Regions from separate parts of the Mus musculus genome. Here all the other regions are linked to region 1. The links are chromatin loops, found by intact Hi-C in ENCODE. Cell type or tissue: heart. All regions are shown on one strand.

Region 1 (8,000 bases):
CAGCCTTTGTGATTTGTCAAAAATCACCTCATTAGCAAGTATTAGAGGCAGGATTCAAGCCTTGGCTCCAAAGCCACTCAGCATCCCTGCCCTTGCTTGCTTCATGAGAACACTGAAAAAGTTCCTGTGACTTAAACCAGGTTCCCTGGCCCCTGCCCCCAAAGGAAAAGAAATGGTGGGCATTCCTCTTTTCCAGGTCAGATTGCTAAGGGTTGATAAAGTCCTAGTCTCCTTCAGGCAGCCACTCCAAGTCACACACTCTGCCTCTTCCTTCTGGCTGTCAGTCTCCCACTTCTAATCCCATTCACTTGGCCCTTCATACTATCCAACACTCACTCTTCAGACTCATCCTTTCATCATGTGTCTGTTGGGAAGCCATCTCTCCAGTGCAGCTGAGCCCTGAAGAGGTTGAGAGGCAGGCTGTTGAATCTAAACTTGATTCTCTATGCTTATTAAGTTTGAAGAACTTGCAAGTTACTTGGGATAACTTCCTGAGCCTCTTGGACATTTTCCTGATTTAAAAACACTGAAATCTCATGGGACTATTGTATGCATGGCACTTAGTGCACAGTGGGACTGAATTACAGTTTTCATGATTGTGGGCAGGGCAGTATTATTGGTAAGGGCTTTGGAAGAGACTGGACTCTGGGAGGTTACTGTTTATAGGAGGAAGTGATGTAGCCCTTCTGAAATAGGGACTACAAAGGGATTGTTCCCTTGGAGCTAGGCTCAAGGTGTTGGTTTAGGGAAGGTCTCTCTAGAAAGGCCTGTGGAGTCTTCCCTGTAGAAATCTAGTTTACTTCAGCCATAGGCTCCCTCTGTTTTGGTACCAGGATCAGTACACTTCTAGAAGTCAGCCATGCTTTTCCTGGTCCTTGGCAGATAGTCATGTCTTACTAACTGCTCCTGTGTTAGGCTCAGGGTAGAAGGCAAGCAGCTTGCTCCAAAGGCCAAGTGTGGAGAGCCCAAAAGTACAGCTAGAGTGGAGGCTGGCTTGTGACTTGAAGGAGGCTCCCTACTTCTAGAATTCCTGGATTCCTGGTGAAAGAGAACCAAAAAGCCAGTGGAGATTTAGTTCTAGTGGGTATACAGAGGTGCAGGGGAAAGCATTCATAGGAGATGCAAAGGACACTGTGGCTGGTCATTGATCTGTGGTACTTTGTGTCTCTAAGGAGCTCCATGCTCAGTGAATTAGGGGAGCCCAGAGAGATGGTAGTGTTCTCAGGACCACATTTGGGAGACCCAGATCCCAGAATGGAGTGAGAGCAGACACTCCCAACTCCCAAGGTTGACAGATCAGAGCTGCTCTCCTGACACCACAGACTGGCATTGTTAAGAACTGCATGGTTTGTGGAGGAAGAAAGAGTCCCAAGGAGATAGTTACTTCCCTCTGACTTTTGGCATCTTCTGTGCAATGAAATGGTTACCTCTCCTGGTGGAGGGTAGCAATACGCTGAGTCTCCAGTTGGAATCTGTGCATGGGACATATGCTGCCTATGTCTATCTTGTTTGTCTTACATGGTGGTCAAGAGAGACTCTGCATTGTCCCCCAAAGAGACTGGGGGCCAAGGATTTTGCAACAGCCACAGAAGAGTTCCAGGTGTGACTAAAGTAAGGGCCAGGTACTGCTGGCTCAAAGAATGGGACCAAGGATCAGGACTAGTGCTAACTGAACATATGGTTCAGATGAGGAGCTGGGTACCTGCAGAACAGAAAGGCACAGGTCTACGACTGTAAGAGGTTAGGAACTTTCCAAGCCCAGTGCTCAGCCAACTTTAGCCAGCTCTCAAGACAGTTCTAGAAATTTCCCTTTAGCCTTAGACAAGAGAAAGTCTCACTTCCCGAAGAACATTCTTTTGTTTCTACCCAATCACCCCCCCCCCTTTTGTGGGGAAATAAGGAGTTAGTTTACTTTGTCCTGGAGCCAAAGGGAGAGTTTAATGAAAATCGATAAAGAAATTAAGGATGATCAGGGGAGAGCAGAAGAGCTTAATTTCAAGTCCAAGGAAAAAGTCTCTGAGGTGTGGGTGGACGTGGGAAGGGAAACTGCGGCTTACATCACACGCCAGCTCACCTTTCACGCTCTGGGGTGCATGGAAAATAGAGACAGGGAGGTCTAGGCAAAGACCCTGGGCAGGAGGAAGTGGGCTCGGTGGTGGTAGCGGTGGGGAGGGCTCCATTGCCTGCTTACTAGAAGTCTCTCCCCACTGTGCTCTGCTCGGTGGTCATGAGTCAGAAATAGTACATTTAAAAGAAATTAAGCAGTTTCTCCCATCCTGTTGCCCTTTTGAATCTCACAGTTGTTATTCAAGTGAGGCAGGGAGTGGTGGCTACCTCCATTCCGATTTACAAAAGTTCAAGTAAGACTGACAAAGGTAGACAACAGGAAGCACAGGGCCAAAGTGGGAGCCCCGTGCTTGTCCTCTCTGTCCTCTCTCGTCCACTTAGATCCCTTCTCCCCTCCACGATTCAAAAGCAGCAGTAGTGGCCACAGTGTGCGGCCCTAGCACAAGGCAGCCAGCACAAGGCAGCCAGCGACTTACTTTGCTAGATCCAGTCCTGATAGTTACGTGAGGCTGTGTGGGGAGAGGGGCCTCTGGATGATTTGACCCACAGACCCTTCTTTTCTCAGGAGAAGCTCTTGATTAAGAGACGGGCTACTCTGAAAACAGACCCCCCAGATCCTGCCCTCTCCTCTCTGGGACTCAAGTCTTGCTTCCACCCTGTAACTGACAATGAATTCAGCTGCCCTGGGAACAGGCTGGGACTGAACCCAGCGTCTCAGAGCCACAGTCAGCTCTGACTGGAGCATGGCAGAGAAGGGGAAAACCTTGACCCAGTCTTCTCTGAAGAGTGTGACTCATTCCTTTCCCTTACAGTCTAACTTCAGTCTGTCTCCTGGGTAGGAGCAGAGAGGATTAAGGCTTGAAAGGGTGGAATCAAACCCCCACCCCACCCCCATTCCCATCCCGTGTACTTTCCCTCTGCTTTTACTAGGATATCACTGACATGGTGGGCCAGTACTGACCAGAGTGCCAGCTGGGAGCTGCAGCTTTCCTGCCAATCGGTTCCAACCTGAATTTGAAGCTTTGGAGCTGCAAGGCAGTCTGGATACCTAAGTGATTCACACTGGGGCTCTGTGGGACACCATGTGCTGTGCAACAGCGGCCCCTGGTGGACAAGAGCTCTACTGGCAGCCCTGCCAGGCCGCGAGGCAGCATTTTCCTGGAAGTGCTGTGGCTACTGGGCTACGGGCCCCACCATCAGCAGTTAGGACCAGAAAATATATCCTGAGACATACAAGGAGGGAGGGGGAATGGTTAAAATTCAAGACAACCAACGTTTCTTACAGGAATATGATCCTCTAGGTGAAAGATGCAGACAGATCTTGCAATCTACTGTACCCCTAGCCCCTAATCCTGAGGCTTCCCCAAAGGATCAGCTATGTATCTTTTACAGTTAATTAATTAATCATGTGTTATAGAGTGACCATGCACACGTGCCACGGTGCTCATGTGGAGGTCAAAGGACAGCTAGTCATCTTTCCTTCCATCCTGTGGGTAGAGGGGATTCAGCCCAGGCATCAGGCTTGGCCTCTGACTCTGCGCAATGTTTGTTGGGCAGAACACTCCTGTCTCCCAGGTCATGACTGAGCATGCTCCCTGCCACTCATCACCCTTTGGCGTGGGGGGTGGGGGGCTGGAGATGCTGTCACCCTTTGGCTTGCCAAGGAAATGGCTTGCATTTCTTTGCACAGACACAGACACACATACAGACACACACACAGACACACACACACAGACACACAGACACAGACTCAGACACACACACACACACACACACACACACACACACACACACACAAACACACACACACTCCTACCACCAGCCATGGGGCTGACGTGAGGTATAGCCTCTGCCAGCAGTTTCAGGGTCCTGTGTGAAGTGAAGGCAGCAGATGGAGGAGTGGGGCGGGTCCTTCAGCAAGGAAAGAATGGCTAACATATTTGAATATATTTCTGTGGGATATGAGCTAAGTCCCATTACACTCTAGGGCCTCATGCATTGTGCCAGATTCTCCTTTCTCTCTCCCTCTTCAGACTCGAATCATTGCATCTCCAAGCAGACAGAGGAACTGGTGGTCCAGGATGCATAGCCAGTGTGAGACAGATGAGATAAAGAGCAAGCAGTCAAGGCTGGGGATGCTTCCTGGGTAGAGGCTGCCACGCTGGCATTAGCACGGATGCCTGTTCTCTCGTGGCTAGTGGCTCTCTAAGGAACCAGAGGATGTTTCCCAATAGCATTTAGTAAGTTTTCTGGTAGCATGTGGAGTATGAATGGATTTTGTAAGACACAATGTGAAGTAGGAAAACGAGATGGTGCTGAGCTCTCTCGGCTGGGAACTCTGGTACCTGTCCCCTGGGTGTGTCTGTCCCCTGGGTGTGCGCGGATGCTTCCCGAGAAGCCATTGGAGCAGAACTTGCAGCCTTTTGACCCGGTGCCCTGCTTTGGAACGCTCCCTTCCTTCTCTGTGTGGGGGCAACCAGGGCTGAGAAGACTCTGGTCTGTGGATAAAATGTTACTTAGTGTGCATTTCTTCCAAAGGACTCAGGAAACACGGAAAATTCTCTGTGAAGATGATGCTAGTTCTGTGGTGAAGAGAGGCTGTACCTTAGGGGACATTACAAAGGGGAATTGACTGGGGGCGGAGGTGATGCTTCTGGCACACACAGCAATGTGATGCTGGGCTACCCTTTGGCTTTTGAGTGGAGAAGCGTCACTGGGAGCAGGGGACACAGGGCTTCTGGCAGCAAAAGGAAATGGGAGACTGTGAACATCTGTGAGCATCAGTGCAGATTGGGATGGAACTGAACCAGAAGCGTGCCCTTCCTTGGACATTCTGGTACTGACCGTGTAGAGCAAGTGATGGCGGGCCTGTTGATTGCCCACAGAGAGGGAAGGGCTGTGAGAAAAAAGATGAGGCTTACGGGGAAAGGGAGACAGACGGACAGAAAGACCTGTGGAGATGATGAGCGTGTTCAATTTTCAGAGCTGGGCTGGGGCCTCTTCTTAGATCAGTTCAGAAGCACAGATGAACATGTTTGTAGATTTACGAGACAGTCTCCTGCCTCTGACTTACTCAGGCACAAATTCATCTTTTATGATGATTTTGAAGTTTGTTTCTCTGATGAGTAACGATTCAGAGAACTGTTTCATATCCTTGCTGTCCATTTGGTTGTCTTGTGTTTTTTTTTTTTTTTTTGAAACGACAGTCTGAGATGTTTTCTCATTTAAAAACATCGGATCGTTTGTCTTGACTTATTGATTTATAAATTTTAAAATGTATTCTAGACACAAATCCCTTTTCAGATAGAGATGGCGAGAATAAATGTTGTCAGCCTGTGGTTTGCTTTATCTTTCTCTTAATGTTGTCATTTGATAAATAGAAAGTCTTGATTTTGTTAAGGTCCTATTTATTGATCTTCCTTTTTATAGTGAGTGCTGCTTCTGTCTATTTAAGAAATCCTTGCTTTCTCCAGAATGCTCAGGACATTCTCCTGTATTTTGTTTGACACTGTCCTTGTTTTGTTTCTGTTCTTGTGATAAAATATCTTGACAGAAAGCAGCTTAGGGGAGAAAGTGTTTGAGTTGGTGATTTTAGATTACAGTCTGTCACTGGGGGTTGGGCTGTCCCAGGGCAGGAGCTCTAAGCAGTTGGTGACATCATATAATCAGTCAAGGAAAGAGAGTATTGAATGCATGGATCCTTGCTTGCCTGCCCTCAGCTGGTTTCCTCCTTTGTTATATTGCTCAGAAGACCCTGCCTAGGGATTGGTGCCACCTAAAATGGGCAGTTAACAGTTAATCCTAAATCATCTACCAATCAAGGCAAATTCCCACAGACATGTCCCACAGGCCAATCTGGTCTAGAAAATTCCTTATTGAGACTTTCTTCACATGAAGTGATTCTTTTGTGTAAACAAAGTGATGGATATAGTCTGTCCTGTTAGTCTTTTTGGACCATCCTTTTACCAATATAACACTGAGTACCCCAGTCCAAAAAAAAAAAAAACCCTCAATATTGAATTGTACAAGTACTCTCTGTTCTTTAAGACGATATTGGCAAATCTTTAGATTTCTATATTCATTTTATAACCAGCTTGTTGGAGTCTACAAAATACCTGCCAATACTTTAATTAAGAGTTCGTTATATTTCTATATGTTTGACATCTCAAACAATTAAAACAATCTGATCAATGAACATAACGCACCTTACTCCTTAGTGTAGACTTTAAGGATTGACCCCTCATACATCTTTTAAATCTTTTTTCATAGCTATGGTTTATGGTAATGTAAGTGGTACTTTAAATGACCACTTTGGAAATCATCCTGCTAATACACAGAAAATATCCTTGATATTTTGTGGTTGTGCTAAATCTGCTTATACATTTTAGTAGAGTGCTGAGTGTTTCACATTTTTCTGCACATCTAAACCTCCTGTAAAGAACATAAAGAACAGCATAAAGAACAGCAGGCTTGCTTCCTTGCAACCAGTATTTCTTTTCTCGTGTGACTGCATTGGCGAGCACAGTGTTAGATGGAGATGCAGGTGATGGATCCCATTGTCTTGTTGCCAAATTCAAAGGAAGGCTAATGCATCATTGACTAGTTTGTTGCTGTGTATGATGCATCTTGAGGAAGTCAAGTTAGAAAGCAGGCACTCTCCAAAATCTGAAGGCTGTGTCAACTCTCTTGTACTACAATCATCCCAGAACTCTGGTATTCAACCCAAGGTGTCCATTAGACTTACATGAAGAACTTTTCAAAAAAGATAGGCCATTAAAATAATAATTCAGTTGGTTAAATTGAATATATACATATATATATATATATGTATATGTATATACATTTACTGAGATAAGGTTTCCTTGTGTAGCCCTGGCTGTTCTAGAACTCACTTTGTAGATCTCAAACTTAGAGATCCACCTCCCTCTGCCTCCCAAGTGCTGGGATTAAAGGCCTGAGTCACCATGCCCAACTAGCATTATAATTTTTAATATTTCCCCAGACAATGGCACTTATCATCTTATAATCACTGACCTAAGCCCTTTGGCTACAGCCCAGGTCCCAGCTGGGCCTCCATGGAAGTTTGTTGAAAATGTAGCATTTTCATATAGCACAAGGCTAGTAACACCGGTGAAGGAACAGCCACTCCCGCCCATCTATTTGAAATGTGCTTTAAGGAAAATTCTCTGCGAACACAGAGCTTATTTTCTAGTCATACTCCCAAGTGATTCAAGCCACGATTGCTCTCCACTGCAGGTATCCCTTTCAACTTTCTTTGCCTGTGCATCTTCCTCTCTCTGCCCTATTGGTTTTTTCCTCAGAGGGGCCACATGACCCCTGCTATCCACGCGTCCATGTTCTGTTGTGACTTGGTATTTGCGTTTATCCACTTGTGTTTGAAATAACAGCAGAGGTGGAGTGGAGCCTGGATATGTTGGCTTCGAGGAGGGAGGATGCTCTTACCTTTTGGAGGCTTGTTTAGTTTCTGTGGATTTGTATTGAGTTGACATCTCTGCCATAAGTCCACCTCTGCCATAAGTCCACCATTTTATAAGGGGGGCCTTGGACCTCAGGCATTGCCACAGCTTTGTCCTAAACCTTGTCCCATCCTGCTTCATATTTTGCTTTCTGCTTCTGACCCACATGTTACTCTACCTTGTCCTTGGCTTCTGTTTGTCTTCTTGTTTTTCTCCAACCAGGATTCAAATTTCTTTTTAACTGATTATATTCTAGAGGAACTTAACTATTCTTGGAATTCTCATTTGTTTTGAGTTTTCCTGTAGGTCTTAGATACCTAGGTAGCCAGAATCATGAAGGAGATAGTTAGCAGTCTTAGGAGCTGGGTGTGGTGGTGCATGCCTGGCATTGCAGCTCTTGGGAGGCTTACGCAGGAAGATTTTTAAGATTGAAGCTGGTGTGTTCTCAGCCAGAAG
Region 2 (8,000 bases), 540 kb before region 1:
AAGGCGTGAGCCACCACTACCCGGCTTATATATACTAAATATTGACATTATGAAGAAAACTAGAATGGTTTAGGTCATCCTTCAACAGAAGAGTGCCCAGCTCTTAGGCATGAAGGGCTTGAGACAATATACATGTCAGCAAGTATCACTTTAAGGGACTTTCAAAATCATTTTAATAGCACTATAAAAATTAAGAAATAGAAATACTTAGTTTCATACTCAAACCCACTAAGGTATTTACAATAGTACAAATTTTAATATTCTGGGGACTGGAGAGATAGATAGCTTAGCTGTTCTTCCAGAGAACCCAGTTTCAATTCCAGTATCCACATAGAACCTCACAATCTTCTGTTACCCCAATACTGGGGGAATCTAATGTCTTCTTCTGGCTTCTGAGGAAACCAGGCACACTCTAGTGCACAGACATACAGACAGGCAAAACATGCACACAAATAAAATAAACAATTAAAAATTACAATATTCTGGGAGATGACTTCCTATATCTTATTTAGGTATTTCTTTTTTTAGAAAAATAGTCTATTAAGAATCAAAATGGATGTTTCATTTTTCATCATCATACATACCATAACAGTCTGGCATCAGCAGTTAGACCCGCAATTGAGATACCAATATGGTTGTCAACATGGAGAATTTTCTTCTGGTGAGCGGCAAGCTCTGACTGTGCTCTCTAAATAGACACAATATGGTATTTTAGTTCAGAGGTTCACTGTTTATCAGTGGAATCTACATTTGATAGTTCTGTTCCTGAGGAAGAAGACAGGGTTATATTTCACTCACCTTCAGTGCAACCAGCACTGCGTGCGTTTTTGATTTTAGACCAACTGTTGCTGAACCTTGCTTAACAGCTTCCATTGCATATTCAATTTGATGAATCCTGCCCTAAAGACAAACATTTTTTTTCACGTTTTAAAACCAATAAACGAATTTTAATTCTAACTTGAAGGTCACAGCCTATAATCTCACAAGCTTTGTTTCCTTTTCTTTTAAGGAGTTCTACTAAGCTGCTCAAATTGCCCACTGACTCCATGATCCTATGGCTTCAGCCAACGGCAGACCAATGAAGATTAAGATGTGTACCACCAAGCCCAGTTTACAATCTCATAGGTCCCTGAACCTACTTCAGCCATGAAAAGTCACTTCATTGATATGGCATAAAACATTTTTTACCTGAGGGCTCCAAACAGTGACATCATTGTCATACTGGTTTCGAAACTGAAAGTGGAAGAAAGATTAAATGAGAACATTACAAAGTTCAAATTTTAACATTAAGACATGTGTTTCAATTGTTACAGCCTCTCTCCTAGTGCAGCTTTCTTGAGACATTATTACAGCACTCAGTTTGCAATGCAATTCTACCTTAACAAGGTCCCTTAACCATGCTGGAGCTGTTGGGATGAATGGACTAGGTTCTCCCTAACTCTATATCCTGCCATTCTCCACAGCACTCCCCTTGGGTAGTCAAGTGCTAAAGAATGCACACACCAACTTTCCCTCCACTTTGCTCATACTGTTCTCTACACAGGGCTCTAATAATCTGGCAAAGGCCTTTTCTGTACATTGACTCAAATGTCTATCTTTGAAGGTTTCTTCTTTTCTCCGAAAATTCTCAGCACAATATTCCAACAGAGCTTGAAGGTTTCTTCTTTTCTCTGAAAATTCTCAGCACAATATTCCAGCAGAGCTTTGAGATACAGGTTTCATGAAGCCCAGTCTGGCTTTTTCCTATATACCTGGGAAAATGATCTTGAAGTCCTGTCTCAACCTACCAAGTGCTCAGATTACAGGTGTCTGCTATCATGACCAACTATACATATTTTTTTCTTCTTTTCTTCCTTCCTTTTTTTTTTTTTTTTTTTTTTTTTTGGTGTCGGTCTCTACACTATGGATGTCCTGGAACTTTGACTTAGGCTTGCCTCAAACTCACAGAATTCTGCCTCTCTGCTTCCTAAGTGCTGGGATTAAACTCGTGTACCATAACACCTTCCAACATACCTTTTTTATCTTTATAGTATGAATAAAGTTATGTTTGGTTTAACTTTGAGCTCTCTACCTGCACCCTGTCACTGGATGAATTAACATATACACAAATCCTCAGTAAAGAGGTGGGCACAAATTGCTACCGTGGCAGACCCACTACAGCCATAATGTCATTACTAAAGCAAGTGTATCGGCTCTTAGGAGAATACTCATAATGGCAAAAAAGGCAAGAGTTCGCATGGCAGACTCCACAGAAGCAGCTCAGGGCCCTGTGCTGTAAACCTGAATCCATTACTTCCCCTTTTAGAACAAAGTGACTGTATGGAGTCTTTCCCGACGGCATTCTAATGAGACAGATTAAGACAGACCCACAAGGAAGATGAATTTGGTCTAAAGACCTGACTGCAGGCTCAGGTCTGCGCAGGCGATGCCAGGTGCACCCCTCCATTCCTATAGCCTTCCTCCTATGCAGATGACAAAGGACCATAGGGCATCTTGAAATCGGCCACCTAAGTAAATTGAGAGGGGAGGGCCTCTGGCTGGGCGAGGGAGAGCGCCTGGACCCCACGTAAGGTGGAGAAGCTGAGCGAAAGGCCGCCCAGGTTACTGATCGTTTCCCGCCGGCCAGGCCGCAGATGCTGAATCACTGTAGGAGACTGTCCGTGAGGTAAGCTCCCTCTCCCACCGCCCCACGCCCCAGGGAACAGAGGCCGATCCCCGACCACGTCAGTGTACCTCAGCCCCAAACCCTTCGAGGACTCGGGGCTCAACACACCATAGCTCCGGCGCAGCGACAACCTGACCCAGCAGCGGACACAGGAACACGGCCCCAACTACGGTTCGGTGATCGTCAAAGAAGCCTGCGGAGTCTTGACGGCGGCGACGCAGGAAGTGCAATCTATCCCAGAGCCACGGATCGGCGTCTAACGCTGCCCCGCCCTCCAGCCTTAAGTGGGCGGGGCCTGCGAAAGCTGAGAACGTGGGATTGGCAGGAAGCTCCGGGGTGGGAAAGCCAATGCGCAGAGAAAGCGGGGGGCGTGGCTTCACGTCACGCCCAGAGTTTCCTTGCTTTTTTTTTTTTTAATCCCCAAGTGGATTGCAGATTCCCGCCAACTCTCGGTCCTCTCAGTTGAACGTCGCCACCTAGCTCGGGATGGTGCGGTGGTCCCTCATAGATCTGTCACAGTGCACAGAGAGGTTTGGGAAACAGCGTGTCTGAAAGAGGCTGCAGAAAAAAAAAAAAAAAAAACAAGTGTGTGTGTGTGTGTGTGTGTGTGTGTGTGTGTTCATATTCCTGGCCTGAGATGCTTGAGTACTTGGAGAGCCCATCCTTAAAGGCTCCATGGTCTCGCATGATCGTGATACTTATGATCATTAGTTGCTATTGTAGGACCTGGTTTCTGTCCTGGCACTTGATCTTCTGCTGTCCACAACCAAATACCGTATCTGGTAGATTAGGCCACTAGGGGGAAGGTGCGAGTTTTCTTACGAGTTTTAAAAGAGTATGTTTTGGTTTAATCCCCAAATGAAATCAAGACTGCTAATTCTGTTGAATAACGTGTACCCAGAGTCAGGTAAGGATCTTTAAGGATCTGAACTTTGATGGCGGAGTAACACATCATTTAAATGTCTATGTTCACAGTAATTAGTATCACATTCTAAATATTTTCATGTCTGTATATATATGTACATTTTTTGTTTTTACATTTGTTTTGTGTGTGTGTCTGTGTCCCTGCATACCCTTTTTTGGGAGTCTGAAGACAACTTGAAGTTGGTGGTTCTCTCCTTGCGCCACGTGGATTCTGGGATTGAACTCAGGTTCACAGCTTGGCAGCTAATATAGCAATCCTCTGAACCATCATGCTTTTTGCTTTTCTTTTTCTCATCTCTCTCTGGGTTTGCACCCTCCCTCCCTCGTTTATATGCTCTCAACAGTTAATTAGATTGCTTTGTTCTTTAAATTCACCAACACTGGCTCTTGTTATTTTTAAAAATTTCTGACTTTAAATTGATAGATAGTGCTGTTTTGTTTTCGCAGCACCAGCACGGTGCCTAGCACATATTAGGTACATAATTTGTATTGCTGAATGAACAATGGATTTGGAATGAATGGGAAAATTAAATGCTCATTTAAAAATGGTTGTGGAACTGCAGAGTGCTGTCTACAACCTTCTGCAACTCTAGGGAATCGGACCTCTTCCGGCTACCGTGACGCTTGTGCATACATGTTGTACTTCTTTTTTTTTTTTTAAATATTTTTTATTAGGTATTTTCCTCATTTACATTTCCAATGCTATCCCAAAAGGCCCCCATACCCTCCCCCCCCCCCCCACTCCCCTACTCACCCACTCCCACTTTTTGGCCCTGGCGTTCCCCTGTACTGGGGCATATAAAGTTTGCGTGTCCAATGGGCCTCTCTTTCCAGTGATGGCCGACTAGGCCATCTTTTGATACATGTTGTACTTCTATACAGAGAAAATACTCATAGACATAAAATAGTTTAAAGCACCCAAATTAGCCCATCTACTTTTGAGATTTCTTTTAGAAGATGTTATAAAAATCTTCACAATTCTTTTCTATAGTCATGTGCCTCACACAAATACATGTTTTAAGATAAGATTATACTAAACTGTCTCTTACTAATACACTTAAAAAGTTTTAGCCAATTTACCATGCCTGTAGGTAATGACCTATATTAATTTTAGTAGTTGCATGGAAGTCTATCATGTGGAAATATAATAATCTAGTATCGGTGAGATCTTAGCAGGTTTTTGCTGTTATTAAAGTAATATGACTATTCTAGTGTACACCTTTTGTGTGTTTGATGAATTTATAACATGTGAGGTCAAAGGGAAGATAGTTATAATTACAATAAATATATGTTAGTTATAAGATGGAATATCAACTTATATTCAGTGGTGACTGACAGGCCACTTTGTATATACTTTCAGCAGCACCATGGGTATTGTGTATTCCTTCTAACTTGTCAAACTGATGAGCAGAAAAAGAAAAAAAAATCCTCTAATTTGAGTGTGCTTTGTCTTTTCATTACTAGTAATAATATTTTTGTGTTTCTTCACTGTTCCTCCAATGATTAAGGAAGTTACTTAATGATTTGCCCTTGATTTTGCTTTTGTTGTTTTCTCATTAGCTTGTAGTTATGATAATGATGCCACTGTGGTCCTACGAAGGAAAGATCTTTCTAGAAACAAAGAAAAGAAAATCCTCATTCTGGCTCACATAAAAGCTGGTGTGTATGTCTGTGTTTATTGTAAATGTACAACAGGAAACCATATAAACAGTCAAGGATAGGAATTTTGGTTTTGTGAGTTTTTTTGGATTTTTGGTTTTATTTTTTCTCTGTGTAATCCTGTCAGTCCTGGAATTTGCTCTGTAGACCAGGCTGGCTTCAAACTTAGAGATCTACCTGCCTCTGCCTCCTGAGTGCTGGGATTAATGGTATGCACAAAGGGGTGCACTACTATGCAGGGGAAGATCGGAAGTTTTAACTTAAAATCTTCTTTTGAGACAATATCCTACTATTTAGCTTTGTCTGGTCTGGTACTTACTGCATAGATTGGGCTAGCATCCAACTTAGAAATCCAGCTGTCTCCAGAGTGCTAGGACTAAAAGTATGTACCACCACAACTGGCTCACTTTAAAATTTTTTACTGAAGCATTCATCATATCTGGCAGAAAGCTTGGGGAGCTTGGGATACCGTATGGTATTCACTAAATCTTGATTAAATTAATGAAAAGTCTAATGAAGGGCTGGAGAGATGGTTCAGCAGTTAAGAGCACTGACTGCTCTTTCAGAGGTCCCGAGTTCAATTCCCAACAACCACATGGTGGCTCACAACCATGTGTAATGGGATCTGATGCCCTTTTCTGGTGTGTCTGAAGACAGCTGCAGTGTACTCATATAAATAAAAAATAATAAATCTTTTTAAAAAAGAAAAGTCTACTAAAAATGGACCTATCATTCCTAAAAATGCCCTTTTGATTTCTATCTTCTCAGAAAATAATATGATATTCTTTCTTTATTCACAAAGCTCCACTTACAGGCCAAGAGAAGAGGCAGGCCGTTCTGGCACTCTCTTTCTGTCTCTCTCTGTCTCTGTGTTTCTCCTTAAGGTCCTAAAGCACATGTTACATTTTTAGTTCTTCTATACCTGTTTTTGAAGATTTGGCTAATGATGCTGAAAAATTGATCAACAAAGACATCTTGTGGGAATGCCAGCTCAGCAAACCATGTTAGTAAGCTAGGTCAGGATTTTTAGTTTTATTTAAATAATTTTATTTTTATTTATTTTTCATGTGTGGGTCGTTTGCATGTATGTATGCATATGTGTACCATATGCATATAGTGTTGATGAAGGCCAGAGAGGGCTTCAGCTTCCTTTCTACTGGAGTTAACAGAGGTTTATAAGCTGCCATGTGGGTGTTGGGAGTACAGCCTGAGTTCTCTGGAAGAGCAGCCAATGTTCTTAACTGCTGAGCTGTCTTTCCAGCCCAATGGCAACCATATAAGAGTAACTTCTAAATAAAAGCAAAGTTGAATTTTTTTTTTTCGTGAGGACTTGCAAATGTCTGTGGTGATCTGTATATGCTGAAGAAATGAGACAGAGCTGGTGCCACATACAAGTGAGTTTGTTCCCTCTGCATGGTGGAAACAAACCCAGTGTGGACTTCTTCCCTGCTTTCGAATGAACTATCTTAGAAATCTCATGACATTTTTGGTCTATCAAGTTAAAAAAAAAAAAAGCCAACAAATTGACTGAGGCTAACTAGTCCATTACTAATGTGAGACCAGTAATTAACACATTCATCATGGTGATAAAATATTAAAGGAGATGCTTCTTGGCTTCCCTAGCTTGAACAAATGGGTGATTATGTCCCTACCTGCGTATTCCCCTGTGCACTCTGTCCAGGCCAACTAGGCTGTCTTCAAAGGTGAAACAGGAAGGGAGACGGTTTAATGTCAGCTGCTTCAGTTCTGTGACTAAAGGTTGATTCCTGAGCTAGTGATGTTAACTTAACCCTGGTTACCGCTCGGGTTTTACAGAGACCCCCTTTGCTTCAGTGAGAACACACTGGTAACCTTGCACACATGGGTAAACGTACCTTCAGGCTATCAGCTCATCGCTAGGGACTTCAGGTCCGTGGCCATCTTCTTTGTATGGAATATTTTTGTCCTTTGATGTGGTCCTGTTTTTTTTGAAACAGGGTTTCTCTGTGTAGCCCTGGCTGTCCTGGAACTCCCTCTGTAGACCAGGCTGGCCTCGAACTCAGAAATCCGCCTGCCTCTGCCTCCCGAGTGCTGGGATTAAAGGTGTGCGCCACCACGCCTGCCTGATGTGGTCCTTTTCAATAGCACATTATGATCCAAAGAAACACTCTCAGAGGAATACTTTGCCTCAGATCTCAGTAACCATGGACTTTGACCAAACCCCAGACTCATTTTTCAGTGTATCAGCAAAATCCCCCCTAGCTCTTTGGCTCTGTGAAGGCCCAGAGTTTTGTCCATTCTGTTCACCATTTTTTGTTTGTTTGTTTGTTTTTTGTTTTGCTGTGTTTTTGTTTTTGTATTCCTAGAGTAGTGACTGTACATGAGAAAAGTATGTGAGCACTGGGTATATAAATCCCTCAGTGTAAGCCTGGCACCAGTCCACTGTGGCCTCTGACCCAATGGTTATATAGCAAAATTACACTAAATCCTTGAAGTTTCTTTCCCTAGGAATAGCTGAGGAAAAAGCTGTTGACTCACAACAATCCAAAAAAATTGCTCTAAAACCCTTCTAAACTAAATTTCCTCCCTAGCTTAGGAGTGAGTAGAAGATAGTCAGGAATTGCAAAAGACTTCGTCTCCACCCATTCCCCCGTTACTGAGAATTTCTGCTTTTGGTGGTTTTCCATTTTATGGTGGAATAGTTGGCATTTGACTTCCTTGGATCCTCAGCCAAACTCGAGGCAGACTCCCATCTTACCACTCACATTCTTAA
Region 3 (8,000 bases), 130 kb before region 1:
AATCCATTTCTAGAATGCTAGCTCCCCTGCTTCCTTGTGTAATGCAGCATGAATTTCCTAACACAGAGATCTACCCAGATCTGCATTCAGGTCACAATCTGTTTCTGACCTCACTGATTCTCAGAATGGTTGTTTATTTATCTAACAATAAGGAGAAGCCCTTGAGGCTTGGAGACACTGAAGTGTAGGGGCTTCTTTCTCCTAGTAAACAAAAGTTCAGCATCTGCTTGCTACCTGGACTACAGATCCCACTTTAAAGAGTATTATTTCAGAGTTCTTGACTGTGTATATGGAATTTACCGAAGCTTTCTTTCCTCCTCTGCTTAGAACACACTGAGGCCGATTCTTCCCTCCCTCTACTCGGTTATTACCCAATGTTAGAGTCCTTCATTTTTTACTCATGTAAAGGTCATACTCTCTTGATAGCACCTGGATTCACTCCCACTATCTACTGCTTATTGAATGCTGCATTTCTAGTAATCATATACTTGCAGTTTTGTTTTATATTTCTAAAGATGGAGGAACATATTTAGTATTTTTAGTTTTCATATTTTATGATTTTTAAAATTAAAATCACTCCCAGAGACCAATGGCCTCAATTTCAATTCTTACTCCATTATATATGCCAGTCATGTGGTCCTTGGGCTTATTACTTAAGTACTAAGTCCCTGTAGGGAATGCAAGCATTAACCCAGTTGTAAGAATTAAATGAGATGGTAGATATATAACCTGTGATATATATCATCCTCAGGGAATTTAGGATGCTACTATTAGCAGTCTTAATTCATATATGATTACATATGTTTAAAGACTACACAGAATCATCTTTAAATTATTATCTAGTCTACTGGTTATTAGACTTTGGACTATATAGATGGCAACAAAAGTAATGTGTAAATGTTTTTAGCAAGTAATGTAAAATGTACTTGCTTTTTATTTTCCGACAAAAGTTAAACAAATAAGCAAACAATAGCTAGAATAATTATAACCATGTTTAATGTGTACAAGTTGAATAGGATGCCATTTCAAAATAAAAATATAGTCTTCTAAAATAAATACAAAAATATTTTGAGGACCAGGGCCAAAAAGGGGGAGTGGGTGGGCAGGGGAGTGGGGGTGGGTGGATATGGGGGACTTTTGGTATAGCATTGGAAATGTAAATGAGTTAAATAAATATTATTAAAAAAATATTTTGAGGAATTTATTTTTAATCTTTCTCATTCAGCACTGAGCAGGGTAATGAAGTGATAGGTAGGTTTCAGAGCTCTGAAGGAAACACATCTCTTACCTAATATAAAACTTGGTCTTCTCTAACATCCTTCATAGTCTTTGATGAAATGCTTCCAGAAGTACGGTGCTTAAGTTCTAAACAATGTGAATAAAGTTATTCTTTGAAATGAACTTTAAGATTCATGATTTGAACTTAAAATTTCAAATCATAATTGCTTGGCCTGTCATGAGCAAGAAGCACAGAGAAAACTTACCCTACTTCATTATCTTCTTATCCTGTACACTGTTTAATGGCTTTTGATGCCAGTACTTACCTTTGTGAAATATATTCTAGTTTGTCACACTTCTTAATTTGTAGACTTTCCTAATTCACAGCAGTGTCTGGGACTATATTGTGTTAGGTAGTAAAATTTGGTAAGAGTGTGGATGCAACATGCAGCTATTCACATAGAAAAACAACCTAGGTAAAGGAGAGCTGTGTAGGTAGTTTACCTCATATTTAGACTGGTGGCAATTTAAAGGAGTTAGTGCTTTGGCACAAAGCAGCACTGGCTGGTGTTCATGCTCATTGTTTACTAACTATACTCTTTGGATACGTGCCTTGACCTCTCTGAGTCTCAATAAGATTTAAATAATTCAATTTATAAAAACTTTAGAATGATGACTAGCATATAGTAAATGCTTAATTAATATTTCATGATGTTATTATTTTTAATATTCATTTTACAGAACAACATTTTTACTGCAATTATTGCTTGGATCTAGTTAGTCGGAAATCTATAATGTCTGAGAATATTACTTAACTAAGATTATAGAATCATAAAAATGTGACCTGAAAATAACTGAGTTTGTGTGGTGGAACTGGGAAACATAGCTGAATTCCAGGCACAGCAAAATAATTTTTATCTTAGTTCTGAGGTCAGAGTTTCAACCTTTTCCTCTCCACTTTTTACTTGTTCCTTGCTATAGCAGAAGGAGAGAATTTAGGAGAACATGGCAGCAGTTAGACTTCTTAAGTAGAATCTGGGTCCCTATGATAGGAAGTATACTTGTCTCTCTTCCCTTTTTAGGCTTCAGGCTAATGGGGCATAAGTCTAGAGAGAGCATGAGTAGCTCTGGCTGGGAGAGACCGCCCACCTTTCTGCGGTTTGGTTCCTTTATCTGCAATGGGTCATGCCAATTCATCTTCAGTTTAGTAGAAGCCTCATTTTAGGCTCTGTTTTAAGTGATTTTAGTCAATTATTTGACAAGACTGATTGACATTTTTATGGTATTGGAAATCAAATACAGGGCCTTCCATATGCACAGCTGGCAAGTTCTCTGCGCTCGAGCTCCCACTGATGACTGACACTTTGATCTAGTTCTAGTGTTAATATATAACCATGGCAACTGTAAAATGAAATTCTGTTATTAATTTCCATTTCTTTGGCTATTGATTGAGCTGTTACTCTATTTACACATTAATTTGTACATTTATTTTGGATATTTGGTATTCAAATACTTACTGAGCACCTTCTGTGTGCCAGAGACTTCTTTAGGCAATGAAACCATAATTAGTGCACAAAACAGACTGAAGTTTCTGCTGCTATGAGACCTGGGGCAGAAAAGTCAGACCGTAAAATAAAAAAACATAAATAAGTCATTGAAGTGTTTATAAATAGAAACTGTATGCAGTGGTGAATGTTGCTGAGGGAAATGTTATAATAGTACCGGCTGGCTGCATAAAACCTCTACTTTGTGCCAAATGCTGTTCAAAGAGCAATATGTTAATTTTTAAAGGTTTTTACTTATTTATTTAAATATGTGTGTGTGTGTGTGTGAGAGAGAGAGGTAAGTAAGTAAGTTGATTCTTTCCCATCACCTTGTGGGACCCAAGGGTTAAACTCAGGTTATCAAGCTAGGCTACCAGCACCTTTATTCACTGAGCCATCTTACCAACCCCATAATTCTTATACCATTACTAGTACCCTACAATGCAGGCTCTTCCCAAAAGCATGGGGATGACTGGAAGGTTGCCATATAGCTAGCCACTGGCCAATCTAGTATCAAGCTCAGGCAGTCTGACTCCAAAGTTCATAAATACAAGATATCAGCTGGTACTACCTCTCAAAACATATTACCATAGCTGCGCTTTCCCTGGCCTTTTCTTCCTTTTATTAAGGCATTGCTTTTTAATCTGTTTATAGACCTGCTCAGAGTTCACTAGAGGTTGATATTTATCAGAGTTGTACTTTTAAGGCATACTGTTACCTCCATGCACTTTTCAAAGGATAATTGTGAATTGCCCCAGGAATGACCTATTTTTGCATTTCCTAGGACCTGTTGCTTCCTGTCCCTCTCTGACTTGACAGCCTGTCTTGTGTGTTGGAGCAGCACTCTGGTTTTGCTCTAGTCACACAGGATTCTGCCAGGTTCCTAGTTGAGTGTCTATCTGCCATGACTGAGGCCACTAGGGGGTGTTCTTGATTTACCATTTCACACCCACACTCAGCAGAGGTAATAGTTGTATATCTAAGTGGCAACCCAAACACTATATGTATGGTTCCTTTTCCAAACCACAGCACATATAAATGCATTATTAATAATATATATGTAAACAATCTAGTACCTTATTTGATGAAATATTAAAATTAAAATTAATAGGATGTTTTGATAGTTAATAATTTGTAAACATTTAAAATATGGAGATGTAAATCATAATATATGTAAAATAAAAATGATAGCAATGGCTTTAGTATGTTTCTGAAAGTGATAGAACTGTGTTTTATAAGGAAAACTTACTGCATATTTAAAAGATTTTTCATTAATAACATTTTGCTACCAAATTCTGGAGGGTAACCAGGAGCAGTGGCAATAGTCTGCAATGTTTTGAGATCTTGATGATAGAATGTGGAGCTGTCAAGCTGGTAGTAACCTAGAAATGACATCTCTACTGGTTAGCTTTTATAGTGTTGGAAATTCCTATGCATCCTACGAAAGGAGAAAAGGAAGCATCAGTCTTATTGTCAGACCCTGTGAGCTCCAATAATGACATGCCTACGGGTGCAATAGTGTCACAGACAGCAAGGAGTAACCAAACCTCTTTTCATCAGACATAAGGCCTGTTCTGCAAGATAAAAACCTATACCTGACACAATTATTGGGATGAGAACCCATGGCTAGATAGGTCCTAGGTCTTAGGGGAGAGAACCTACTATTATTCTGCTAAATGGACAAAATATTAAAATACTAATGACTTATCATTATACCCATAGATTAAGGCACATCTTACCTCTCATCAGAGATGCTTCTCTTTGCAGTAAATGGTGATCAACACAGAGATTCGTAGCTGGCCAAATTGTAAAGAATAAGAGACTAAAATATGCTCAACCTTAAATGGAATGTATATGCTGTGTCTTCCCACATCTGGCTTGGTAGGAATGCTCAGGAATCACTGCAGAGGAGGAAACAGAGAGGATATGAGGGCCAGAGGAAGCAGTGTGTTCTGGATAGAGCAGGGCAGCTGAGCATGTGAACACACAAGCAGTTGTGATAGCATGTACAAGACCTGTCAGACATAAATGAAAGCAAATTTCAGCAGAGAAGAGAGTTGGGCATGAAGTTCCATCCTGATCTGAGGAGCTATTGGCAATTTTTAACTGATGGGATAGGAAAAATTCTGATAAGTTAATGACATTCCAGTGGGAGTGCTTATGTCCAAGAATACTTGGGTAAGCACAAACTGGTCCTGATGTGGAAAAAAAGGCACAAAATTAGGTAGGAAGGGAAGGGGGCATGGATATGGGAAGAGCTGAGGGAGGGGAGGTGAATATTATCAAAACAGGTATGGAATTCTCAATGAACTAATAAATTGAGAGCAAAAATATGTTCTTTTAACTATAAAAATAGGTGATAGGTATATTAATAGATAGATGCATAGATAGATACATGTATTGATGATATATGGATAGATAGGTAGATAGATGGATGGAGATTGTGTGTGTGTGTGTGTGTGTGTGTGTGTGAGAGAGAGAGAGAGAGAGAGAGAGAGAGAGAGAGAGAGAGAGAGAGAGAGAATTAGTTCATGGGTCAAATCTGTCTGCTACCTTTTCTATATATATTTTTTTACAACAGGTTTTTATCATATTATTTCTCCTTCCCAACTAATTCCATATCCTTTTTACCTCCCTACCAAACCAAATTCATTCATTCCCCACCTCTCCCTCTCCCTCTCCCTCTCCCTCTCCCTCTCCCTCTCCCTCTCCCTCTCCCTCTCCCTCTCCCTCTCCCTCTCCCTCTCCCTCTCCCTCTCCCTCTCCCTCTCCCCTTGTACTGGCTAGTTTTGTGTCAACTTGACACAGGCTGGAGTTATCACAGAGAAAGCAGCTTCAGTTGGGGAAATGCCTCCACGAGATCCAGCTGTAAGGCATTTTCTCAATTAGTGATCAAGGGGAAAGGGCCCCTTGTGGGTGGTGCCATCTCTGGGTTGGTAGTCTTGGGTTCTATAAGAGAGCAGGCTGAGCAAGCCAGGGGAAGCAAGCCAGTAAAGAACATCCCTCCATGGCCTCTATATCAGCTCCTGCTTTCTGACCTGCTTGAGTTCCAGTCCTGTCTTCCCTTGGTGATGAACAGCAGTGTAGAAGTGTAAGCCAAATAAACCCTTTCCTCCCCAGCTTGCTTCTTGGTCATGATGTTTTGTCCAGGAATAGAAACCCTGACTAAGACACCCCTGTTGTGATTTGAACAGGCATGGCCCCCATAGACTCATGTGTTTGAATGCTTTCTTGGCCCATAGAGAGTGGCACTAGATGTAGCCTTGTTAGAGTAGGTGTGGCCTTATTGGAGGAAGTGTGTCACTGTGGGAACAGGTTTTGAGATCTCCTTTGCTCAGGTTACATTCAGTGTAGCAGTCAGTCTCCTTCTGGCTGCCTTGGAATCAAGATGCAGAACTCTCAGCTCCTTCTCCTGCAACATGCCTGCCTGCACTCTGCCATGTGTCCTGCCATGAAGATAATAGACTAAATCTCTGAAACTATAAGCCACCTCAATTAAATGTTTTCCTTTATCAGAGTTGTCATGGTCATGGTGTCTCTTCACATCAATAATCAAAACAAACAAATGAAACCCCCAATAAGAAAAACAAAATAATCTTCCAGAGGTCCCGAGTTCAATTACCAGCAACCACATGGTGGCTCACAACAATCTGTAATGGGATCCGATGCCCACTTCTCATGTGTCTGAAGACAGCGACAGTGTACTCATATAAATAAGGTTAAATAAAATTTTTTTTTTAAAAAAGCACACACACATCCCCCCTCCTCCCCCCCAAAAAAACAACCCAAAACCAAATCAAGCCAAACCAAACCAACCAAACAAAAAAACCCTAAACACAAAATCCTGGAGTTTATTTAGTATTGGTCAATTACTCATGGTCATGGGGTCCATCCTGGAGTAAGGCAGATATACACAGTGACTCTCCATTGGAAAAAACTGGTTTTCCCTTTGTCAGCATGTGTTGTGGGTATCAGCGGGGAGTCAGAAAGGAATGGAGATGGGCTGGAAGCAAAGTGAAAGAGATAGTGGGCAAGATCCAGGGTGAGTCCACACCAAGAGGCCAAATCCCAAAGTGATAGAAATGGGCTTGGAGGAGGGGAGCAGGCAGGCTGAAGCAGGACTAATGGTATGTCAGGAGAGATGAGAATGGAGGATGTAAAGGAAGCTAAATGTTACCTCTGTGAGTCCTAGCCTTGTGTAGTGGCTATGTAGCCTGGTAGAGAATGCTTCTCTCTTTTTATATTTTTAAGGGCTAGAAAAATTCAGGTATGAAATTTATACACAGGGGTTAGGGGAAGACATTTTAGAAAAAAATCAAGCAACAAAATAAAAAACATAGTAGGACCCATTGACAGAGAAAATCAATCACAAGAAGGAGAAAGTCAAGTTAATTAAACAGATAGACACACAAAGAAGAAAAGTTAATAAAAATGATCAAAACTGCCAAGGGGTCTGGGGAACAGTCAAGACAATAAATGCAAAAATCCATGGAGTAAAAGAGAGAGGTGAGATAAAGTCAGATTAGATTTATACAACAAACTCAGTAAAGTAATAGTTGTGAATTTCCCAGACCTAGAGAAACAGACATTTAAACACAGGAAGCATTTAGTCCCCAACAGACATGAGCAGAGGACGGGTCCACAGTAGGTCCCAGCTAAGACAAACACCAGTGCAGAAACATTGCTGAAACCTGCAAGGGAAAAATGCCACAGAGGCAGAAACAGCACAGCTTCACATCTGTCACCAGCAGCAGGGAAGCATCTTTCAAACTAGAAGTAAGTAACTGTCAACCAAGTTGTTTGTTAAAATTGATAAAGACTAAGAATAGTTTAAGAAAAGCACAAGTTAAAGTAATTCATGACAAGTAACTACAGAAAAGTCTTAGTGGAATACTATGCACAGAGGAAAAAGAAAGACAAAGGATTAATCAAGCAAGGAGTTGGTACTTGAAAAACAAAAACAAAAACAAAATAAAAAAAAAACTAACAAGAATTAACCAAACTAACCAAAAGAATAACTCAGAAGAACCAAATTAGTAAAATTAGAGCTAAAAATGGAACTGTTATTATAATTCCCATGAGTTATAGATCATAAGAAAATGCTTTGGAAACTTATTTCAGCACCTTGAAAATGTAGAAGAAATGGATAAACTTCAAACCATGTATAACTAACAAAATTAAAGCCAGAAGATATAAACAGGTTAAACAGACCCATAACCAGCAATGACATTGATGCAG

The links. A loop is a pair of places that touch in the nucleus more often than their neighbours do. Peaks named below come from ENCODE experiments on the same cell type or tissue, not always from the same donor. Only the 100,000 strongest peaks of a DNase experiment are listed, where the experiment ranks them.
Region 2: a loop joins it to region 1, with 3 times the contacts of the local background. A loop is called at or near these places in 7 of 42 quality-filtered maps.
Region 3: it touches region 1 in a loop (4-fold over the local background); 4 of 42 quality-filtered maps call a loop at or near these places.

Annotation. Positions count from the first base shown.
Region 1 is chr7:114,814,564-114,822,563 of GRCm38, forward strand. All of the region lies in intron 7 of Insc (INSC spindle orientation adaptor protein), which reads left to right. Among named protein-coding and RNA genes, the nearest start is that of Gm24982, 14 kb to the right of the region's middle. In heart, a CTCF peak has its summit at 3,182 (motif pointing left); no DNase peak of the experiment used is centred here; H3K27ac peaks cover 486 bases; H3K27me3 peaks cover 447 bases.
Region 2 is chr7:114,273,228-114,281,227 of GRCm38, forward strand. It overlaps Psma1 (proteasome subunit alpha 1), which reads right to left and starts at 2,889. Exons shown (of 10, transcript NM_011965.2): 1 at 2,774-2,889; 2 at 1,189-1,233; 3 at 799-900; 4 at 585-688. The coding sequence starts at 2,776. In heart, a CTCF peak has its summit at 3,455 (motif pointing right); a DNase peak (open chromatin) is centred at 2,914; H3K4me3 peaks cover 2,418 bases; H3K27ac peaks cover 1,790 bases.
Region 3 is chr7:114,688,862-114,696,861 of GRCm38, forward strand. No RefSeq gene overlaps it. Among named protein-coding and RNA genes, the nearest start is that of Calcb, 26 kb to the right of the region's middle. In heart, a CTCF peak has its summit at 3,669 (motif pointing right); no DNase peak of the experiment used is centred here.